Regions from separate parts of the Mus musculus genome. Here region 2 is linked to region 1. A link is a contact called in ENCODE Hi-C or POLR2A ChIA-PET data. All regions are on one chromosome and are shown on one strand. Each heading gives the region's core, a stretch centred on a gene start or an enhancer-like site at or near the end of the contact. The rest is flanking DNA. Distances are from core to core; before and after follow the strand shown.

What was found. Hi-C counts contacts between places; a loop is a spot of excess contacts on that map. ChIA-PET counts read pairs that join two places held with the same protein, here RNA polymerase II (POLR2A).
Region 2: a loop to region 1 is called in a map of heart, with 8 times the contacts of the local background. The contact joins the promoter of Pld1 here to the promoter of Fndc3b in region 1. A Hi-C loop is called at or near these places in 5 of 37 maps with a recorded cell type or tissue (all heart). POLR2A ChIA-PET finds 5 or more read pairs at or near these places in 1 of 5 experiments (Patski).

What each region holds. Positions count from the first base shown.
Region 1 is chr3:27,708,679-27,713,334 of GRCm38, forward strand. It overlaps Fndc3b (fibronectin type III domain containing 3B), which reads right to left and starts at 1,774. Exons shown (of 26, transcript NM_173182.3): 1 at 1,668-1,774.
Region 2 is chr3:27,936,547-27,941,224 of GRCm38, forward strand. Pld1 (phospholipase D1) reads left to right here and starts at 2,134. Exons shown (of 27, transcript NM_001164056.1): 1 at 2,134-2,204.

The DNA.
Region 1 (4,656 bases), core at 524-3,023:
ACAAGCAATTAAGTGTGAGTGACCCTTCCGGGTGGATCATGAGAATTTTAAGAGTTGGGCAGAACGGGCACAAATGCCAGTGTAACAAACAACCAGGAGAGGTGCTGGTGCTCACGCTCTGCATTCCTTTAGAAGCCCCAGAAGACAGAAGACGGGCTCCTCCAAACATCCCAGGCTCTGATCACAGCTATTTTTAAAGGGTCTTAAAAGATTACCAAAATGTCTTTCTGGAACTGTATATACTGTCATTAGATGCTACCAGCCCCCACCCTACAAGATCTCGACAGTGCTAACAGATGCTAAAGGAACACGATCTTGTCACACAAACGCTTTTTCTCATAAGCATCAAAATAAAATGCTTGAAAAGCACATGCAAGTTTAAGGACAATACTAAGAGAGCAACTTTTTAAAACAATAATCAACGAGGCCTCACTTTTAGCCAGGCTGCCGCGTATCTCGCGTCTCGGTAAGCATGAACTCCGGTTGGCCCTCCTGGCCAGAAGCATGTCCAGGGACTTTACCCTCTTCAACAGCTGCTCCCAGGGAGCCAGGAAATTTACTGAACCCAGTCTTTACTGCATCCACAGTCAGCCTCCAACGAGGAGCGAACCAACAGCCCCCACACCAGTCACAAAACCAGGTCAGAGTTGCTATGCATGCATGCGCTGTGTGGCATAACTCAAGTTCCCAGGGTCCCAGCCGATACTTGGAGATGCGGGAGCGCCACGCACTCAAATCTGAACAGAGCAGTGAAATTTTGCTCAAAACCTGACTTTCTTTTGTACTGTTTTGTTGTTGTTTTAAAAAAGAATGTTATTCCAGAATGGATTCCTTTTCTTCCGGGTCTGTCTGCTCCTACTAACTCTCTGCCACAACCAGGGTGCCTCCCCTTTCCCAATGCCCCACCTCTTGCCACATTTATAAAAAAAAGAAAAAAAAATGGCACATTCCCTCTCCCCTAGCTTCTCCTAGTAAGGCCTGGAAACTGGAGGAAATTCAAATCAAATTAGTTGCACATTAAAAAATAAACAGACAAGCAATCAAGGGTGCCCACCCAACAAAAGCCCTCGCCAGTTCCAAAATATGATTAAGCCTGGGAGGGAAGAGGGGGAGGGGGACTAGCCGGGATGGAGATAAACGTGTGCATTTTTGGCCCCAGCGTCAGCCTCATCGCGGCCAAATTCTACATTTTGTTTAAAGAAAACGCTGGGCCTGAGAGAAAAGAAAATAAAAAGTTGTAACTTTTAAGGAAGTCTGCAATCCGCACTGTCTGGATAAAATGCCAGTGCTTCCTTCGTCTGGGATCGCCGGGTGGGAGCCGAGATTCGAAAAATCTCCAACCCCAGCCGTTCTCTCCGGGAAGGCGCCCGGCCAGCGGCGCCGCCCGGCGGCCCAGCCAGGTCTCCCGGGACGCTCGCAGAGTCCCCCAGGCTCCCCAGGCCGGGCGCTGGGGACGCTAGGCGGTCACGGCCCCGGGCCCCGGGCCCCGCTTTCCGCGAGGACTGACAGGCCCTTCCCACGGCAGCTCGTTCCTGCCTGCCATCCGAACCAGACGGTCCCCGCGGCCCGCCCAGCCCGCCCGCCGCCTCGGGGCGCGGATTCCACCCGCTGGGTCTCCCGGCCGCCCCACCCCCGGCAGGGGCGCCCCTCGAGCCTGACCGACTGACCCGCGCTCCGCTGGCCCACACGCACCGGGTCGTCCTCTGCTTCCCGCCGCGCCCCGCTCCCCCGCCCGAGCCTGCAGCCGCCTGGCTCGCCGAGTCCAGCCGCGGCCGCCGGTTCCCGCCCCCAGCCCGGGGGGAGCCCAGGGGGCAGGACGGGGAGGGAGGACGTGGCGCGCAGAGGTGGCCAGAGGCGGGCGGGGAGTGTCCCCAAGAGGCCCCGGCGGGGGCGGGGGCGACCGGTCGCCCAGGGACCCTCCCCGCGAGCATCCCGGGTCCCGGGTCACAGCCCGGCACCCCCAAGGGGGCCAAGGCAGCCCCGAATCCCAGCTCTGCGCGCACGCACGCCCTCCTCCCTCCACCATATGGAAATCTACAGCCTCCCAAAGTGACACGTCGAAGATTCCTCGGCCTGGCCGCGCGCCCTCCCCCTCCCAGGCAGCGGTCCTGCCGCGGGGATCTGGGCGGGGGAGCGGATTCCTCGGAGCGACGGCCCGGGGAGGAGGGGAACTGCGAGCCCCGCATCCTCCGCTTTCTTCCCGAGCGAGCGGGGGCTGGAGGGGTCGCCCCCTACCCGGCCGGGAGCTTCGGGCAGCCGAGCGGTCGGGGCGCGACCGGGACTCGGCAGCCAAGTTTTCCTCGGGCATCCCCGAGTGCTCCGGGGCCGGGAGCGCACTCGTGCAGACTCGGAGTCCGGCCGGGCTCCGAAGCGCAGGGACCCGAGAGCGACTGTGGGTGGCACGTCCCCCGGCAGCCCGCCGCCGCTCCCGCACGCCTTACCTCCCCTCAGGCTGAAACGGGGCTCCGGGTGCCCGCAATCCGGGTCGCCCACGCCGTCCCAGCCAGCCGCCCGCGGGATCCCCGCCGTCCCCTGCGCCGCTCCCGCCGCTGCTCTCCGCCGCCTCCTCCGGCCGCCGCCGCTGCTCAAATAACTACCAGGAGGGTTTGATGGGGGATTCCGCCATGTCAATGATGTCGGGACCACATGGGGATTCGGGCCCCGCCCACTGCCGTAAGCCTCCCAGTACACGCGCAACTACAAGAGCAAGCTCGCGGTAGCTCGGCGAGGCCTCCCTTTACCATAAGCCAAGCCAGGCTACACACAGCGGGGCTTCTCTTGTCTGAGCTGAAGAGAACTGGGAGACTCTGAATGAGATTCTGGAATCATCACTGCAAATGCAGTATTTGCTCAGTAATTACTAAAGCTGACTTGTTATTTTTCACTTATAACACATATTTCCTTTTCCAATTGTAATTCCCAGAAGAATCTTTCAGTGATTTTTTTTTTATTCTTTTAACTTCCCACAGCATTTTGCATAAGCAAATTTTATGATACCAAAATTTAAATGTCTATTGTCCCTTTCAGTTCCGGCTAGACATCTTTACTCGAAAGACTAAAGACAGTTCCTTCTAGTTTTTATTAATATTTAGTTTGGGCATACTTTATTTCTATTGTAAAAATGAATGTGTGTGTGACCTCAGGTATACACATGCCATGGTTTTTGTGTGAGTTTTAGAAACTTAAAAGTCCTGTCTACCTTACACGGGTTCTGGGACTCCAACTCTGGTTGTCAGACACGGTGGGCAAGTGTCTTTACACACTGAGCTATCTTGTTGCCCCTAAAGACTGTTTCTTGTCATTTATCTGGATTGTATGTGTCAAATGCAAAAGGATCTACTAGCTATCGATTGTGTATGAATTAAATATATACTATATTCCTGCTGCATAGGCTCTGTCAAAGATTAAGGGGTTGTGCCATACTGCCCGCAAATTAAAAAAAAAAAATTTCTAGAAGCAGGGATATTAGATCAAATAATTTACCCTCCTCTGTTACTTAGTTATTCTGAATAATTCCACCAGCATCTACTATTATAGTGTTCCACAAAGACCAAAAGGGTTCTGTCACTCTTGTTGTACATAAAAACAGGAAATACTACTTTATTAAAACCCAAGCAAACATATGAACCCTAACAAACAGTTCTTTTCCTCATGGGATTTACAATTCTCTTTTATTTTTAAGATAGTGAGTGCAGCCAAGCTGAACCCTCTCTCCTCAGTGACACTTTTCATGTCAATGTCCCCAAAGGGCTCTTGTACCCATCGTTCTAAAATACAACTCTAATCTTAGATCTTAGCCCTATCTGGGAAGGAAACATGCTTTCAAAGCAGTGGGTTCCCCAATGCCCACAGAGCTCAGCTCCCTTGCTTCAAGATCTAGCCATGCAGTCTGAGTTTGGACCAATGCCTCTCCATCTTCCCCTAGCCAAGCCCTTCAGCCTAGTTTAGCTCCCGGAGCTCTCAGAGGCACTCCTGACCCTTGTGCATGCCTTCTTCCTCCTCTCTGTCCAATGTCATCTTACTCATCCCAACTCGGCCCCTCCCAGCCTCCAGCCCGTAGCTGTTTTCTCCTTAATTATTTTCCGTTCTCATGTTGCTTGGAAGCTGTCCTTTGTCTCTTCCACTTGGCCGAATGGTGTTCACTTCTTTTTCTCTATATCAACCTAGAACTGTCCTTTGATTACAGAGCCTCCCCCCGCCATGACTATATTGATTGTAAAGCACTGGGGAAGCTGGAAGGACTAGATAAATGTGCAAACTTCAGTGGGAGAAAGGTTAAATCTAGGGACTGACAAGCAAAGCAATGATCAGAGGAGACAAGATAGACAGGAGGACAGACATCTCTGCCTATTTCTCCCAACAGATCTACTGGATTTCTTTCTTCGAAAGAGTCACTGTGGACAGGTGTGGTGACACCTTCCTAGTAACCCATCTGGAAGCTAAGAGAGGTCAGACCAAGGCCAGATGAAGATAGGGGCTAGTCTCAAGTCTCAGCTCTCAGAAAGAGTCAATGCATACAGGGTGCACTAACTTCAAAATGCCTGTCAGTATATATCCTCTCCGTGGTTTAGCCATCCTCTTAGCCCAGCCTCTGAGACCAGTTTAGTACTAGCAAAGAAACATCGTAAATGCTTGGAACACGTAGCCAATACATAT
Region 2 (4,678 bases), core at 884-3,383, 230 kb after region 1:
CGCTATCACTAGCTGAGGAGCAGCTATAGAGAGGAAGGGTTCTTTTGGGCCACAGTGTGAGGTGTACAGTCCATCCTGGCAGGAAAGACCTGTGGCATAAGACTGGGGCAGCCAGTCACAGTGGCCTAATCTGGCTGATAATGAAGATTAAACACCACACGACTTGAGATCGAGACAGGGTTTCTTAGTCTGACCCGCCCCAACTCCAGTGTCTACCTCTGTAGGTCAGGCTGGCTCAAACAGGAGGAAACCCTCTTCTTGGTCGTTTGTTTTTCTTGACACCCCTGAAAAGAAATAGCTATCACAAACTCTCCAAGGAGTGTAACAATGATCTACAGGATTCTAGTATGTCTAAGATGCGTGTTCGCTAGGGCTTCACTTCCCTGTGGGGTGGTGACCTGTGGTAATCTTTTCACTTTCCTACCTTTTGGGGCAGAATTCCAGTCATTGTATGATAGTTGTCTTATTTATAATTACAATAGTAACAGAAAGACCTATTGTTATGTGTTGATGCCAAAAGTTTCAATGACGACTTTTAAGAAATCAGGATGTAATTTGTACAGCCTGGTGCTTCTCAACCAAATGTCTCACACCATCTAAAGACAAGCTTGTAAGAGTGCGGTTACTCCTAGGCACACACTTATCAAATCATCTGAAATTAATAAACTGGAGGAAGGGAGGAAGGAGACATATGCAGCTTTTCAGTTACTTCCTTGTTATATAGTCTTGCCAAACCCCTCTTAGGCAAGACCCTGTTTGCTCAGAAGGCTGTGCATATAATTGCAAAAATCTGTCAGAATCATAGGATTCAAAAGGCATCAATTATTTCTGTCAACAAGGAAAGAGTGACGGCTGCCCGACTCTGCAATCATTAGGAAAGATGTGCTCAAAAGAGAAGAATGCAGTCAGGGAGGGCTGGGCAGCTCCAGGTTACTTGAAAACTGAGCCCCGCGCTATAATTTCACTCCTCCTCTGTCTGGACAGAAATATTATATTTTTCATTTCATGCAGTGCCATGGGCATGGTAAGACATTATGTAACTGGGTCTGTCTCACTGTATAATACTCAATAAACAATTTCAAAAGACCAACAGCATCAGCAATTTGATGTACAGGAAACTAACTGTTGCATCTTTGGGTTTTGGCTGGAAGCAGTGTTGTGCAACCAGTTTTGGAACTGACTTGTGTTCAAAATTATATTCCCAAAGGATTGCTATTCACACCACCCAGCCACTGGATTTCCCTTGATGACGACTCTCTTAAGTGTATTAAAACGGCAAAGTTACTGTGCGGACAGTTCCATCGGGGTAATGGGACTTTCTCGTTCTCCTCCCATTTTATTTTTACTTTTCTCTCTAACATTTCTGAATTAGACCCAGTACTGATGGCAAGTGGGAGTGAGAAGTGTGAGGGCGATGTGTGACTGAGACAGGAGGATCATGTAGTTTGAGTTCTACCTGTTCTTCATGGCCAACCAGGTATACAGCAGAGACCTAACTTCAAACTAACCAACCGAACACTCGCCACAACACACACACACACACACACACACACACACACACACAGAGAGAGAGAGAGAGAGAGAGAGAGAGAGAGAGAGAGAGAGAGAGAGAGAAGGGGGGTCTGGGGGGACAAGCACGGGCAGTTTTGGGGACTGAAGAGATTGCTGGCTCCAGCAAGCTTAGGGTCAGGCTGGTTCTTTACTTGCCAGCCTCAGTTTCCTTATAAACAGGCAATAACACCTACCAAGACCTACCCGTGGGATTTGCAGGAAGGCCACAGTTGACCTCTACAAAGCCCCTAATTAAGCAAGTCACTTCAGGGCAGGAATATTTCACCAGTTGGCTCGCTGTTGGCTTGTAACTTGCGGGCCAGTCTTGGACAAGGATTGGGCTCAGAGACCAGGGAAGTGAACTTGGTAAGAACAACGCCTGCGTGCGCCCCTGCGCCCCGCGGATAACTGTGGCTGAGTTAGGACACTTGGACAGAAGAAAGTGTTAGAACCGAGGCATGGAGGAAGGCCGGCGGCAGAGGCTGTCACCGAGGCTGGCCGGCGCCGCCCCGCCCCACCCTGCAGACCGGCCGAGTTCCGGGCGGCGAGTCCCAGCGCCCGCCCTTCTTCCGCGGCCCCAGCTGCGCCAGCTGCGCGGGGACCCCCGAAGTCGCCGCCGCCGCAGAGTGTGTGCCCGCGCCCCAGGCCCGCAGGTAGGAGCTGCCGGGGCCAGGCTTGCGGGACTTCTGAGCCCGCAGGACGTTCGCGGTCCTCGTGCTTCATCCCGCCTCTCTTGCCCCTCTCACCAGCCCTGTCCCTGAAGTTCCCTTGGGAACCCTGGAGTCCCTCCCATAGTCTTAATTCCTGTAGTGTCTGCGCTGGCAAGAGCCGCGCGCACACTGACCGCAGGCGAGGACCGCTACCCTGAGAGCAGAGCCGGGTCAGCTGCTGATGTCCTAGCCCCACTCCACTCTCAAGTCCCTGCAGATCCGGGGCGTCCTCTGTAGGATGCACCCCACCCCACCTCCTCGGGTCCCGGGCTCAGTAGATTTGTTCGCTCCCGCTAGATCGTCCCGCGCTCCCTGAGCTCCTTAGCACTGTGGGCTGACCGGGATGGCGACAGCACCAACATCCCGGACCAACCAGGAAGTGCTGCATTCCAGTGGCTTAGAGTCCAGCTGAAGCACAGTGCCGGGCGCCGAGCCACACAGCTGCTGCCTCGGGGCCAAAGATGTGCTGTGCTGAAGTGGAGGAGGGACAGGGGTAGCAATTAAAAGAAAGGCCTGTGTTAGGCAGTTGCTATTTTAGCTCCGACCCAAGATGTTTGGGACTGACTGTTCCGGGTCAGGGAGGGACCTTAGGAGGTCTCTAAGCCATGGGACGGTTTGTTTGAAACAGTCTTCTGTAGCTCAGGCTGCACTCAAAGGCTATGTAGCCAAGGATGACATTCCTGGCCCTCCTGCTTCCATCTCTTAAGTACAGGTCAAGACTTAGAATTTGGCCAGCCCTTTCCCCCATACCCTAGGGCTACCTGCCACGCCTACGTTTGCCTTCCTCACCCCCGCCTCCCAATCTCAGATCACTGCCAGCGGCCTTCTTTCATGAAGCTCAAAACATAATCTTAAGGACCACAGGAGCTTCTGCATTCGACCATTTCTAGATCTTTCCACAGGACGAAGAGCGCTCTTAGACAGCCAGGCCCACCAATTTCAGCTTAGCCAACTCCTTATGACCTTCCCAGGGCCTCTGGAGACTAGCTACCCAGGAAATTCAGAGAGATATTCAGAAGTCCTGACCTGTCAGAGGTGCTGTCAAGGAAGCCTGACGGGTGCAGAGAGCCTAGTTTGAACTAGTCTGTTATGCCTACTTATGCAAGAATCTCTTTCCATAGTACGTGCTTTGTGGCCCACGAGTGAGTTTGTACTCAACTGTTTAGCTTGAATTTGTAAGCAGCCTTTAAATGGTGTGTGGGGACCTTTTAAATGGTTATGTAAGCGGGTATCTGAATTTTTATGAGCCAGTACAATTAGCTTTTCAAATAAATAGTGCGAGTGGAGAAGGTTTTGAGGAGATGGTGTCCTTGCTGTGTTGTTTCTGGCATCAGCGTTTTACACACACTGGTGTTAAGTTCTCTACAGGCTCATTTAGGTTGATTGATTTACTGATAACTAGATGAGTACTGCCTAGTTAATGGACAGCCTGCTCATCAGACCTTTACCGAGAATGCATTTGTGTATGGTCTTAGTATGTAGTATGAATGCTCTTATGCAACTCTGTATGAGAAAAGCATTACACTGACAATTCACCTACCTCTAATTTCAACATGTTTTAAGGATTTATTTTATTTTTAATGATGTGAATATGCTGGCCTGGGTGTGGGTTATGTGCATATGGTGCCTAAGAAGGCCAGAAGAGGCTGTTGCTCAAACTGGGCGCTGTGAACAGGACTCAGATGCTAAGGAAAGGCAGGATGTGCTCCTAATGGCTGGGCCATCGCTTCAGTCCCATTTCTACCCTTTTTCATTTTTTTTTAATTTTAAGTTTTATTTTTATTTTATCAAAATAGACACGTAACTTTGCCATCTTTACAATTTAAAAATAGATGTTTGATCGCACAGCTCTGCCAGTGTGCTACCATCTCCCCCCAGTCCATTCCCAAAGGACTTCTCGACTTCCTTACAAGGTTTAGTAACACTTATTAATAAAGACTGCATTGCAAGCTTCAGTTTTCTCACTGAGTAAGGTTGGATTCTTTTCACAGAGCTTTAAAGAAATTTTATATAGTCTCTTGTATGACCCTGGATGGAACTCACTCTGCTGGTGGCGATTCCTATGAATTATCCATCTTTCTGCCTTTGCTTCTACCTCCCAAATGCTGGAAGTGTAGGGCTGCATTATCATCCCCAGCTCAAGAAAGACACTTTTTTTTCTATATAGCTCAGGCGAGCCTCTCTTTAACTCGCTGGGTTGCAGAAGGTGACTTATGCTTTTGAACATCCTGCCCCCACCCTGACCTAAGTGTTGGGACCCCATGCACACACCAGCATACCTGGTGTTGTGTTGTACATGTTAGGGGTGCACGTGACTAACTGAGCTACATTGTCAGCAAGAAATGCACTTTTAAAGAGCACACATAGAAGGCATAGCCAGATAGGGGGCGCCTGGTAAGTTTTACCTCCATGGGTTG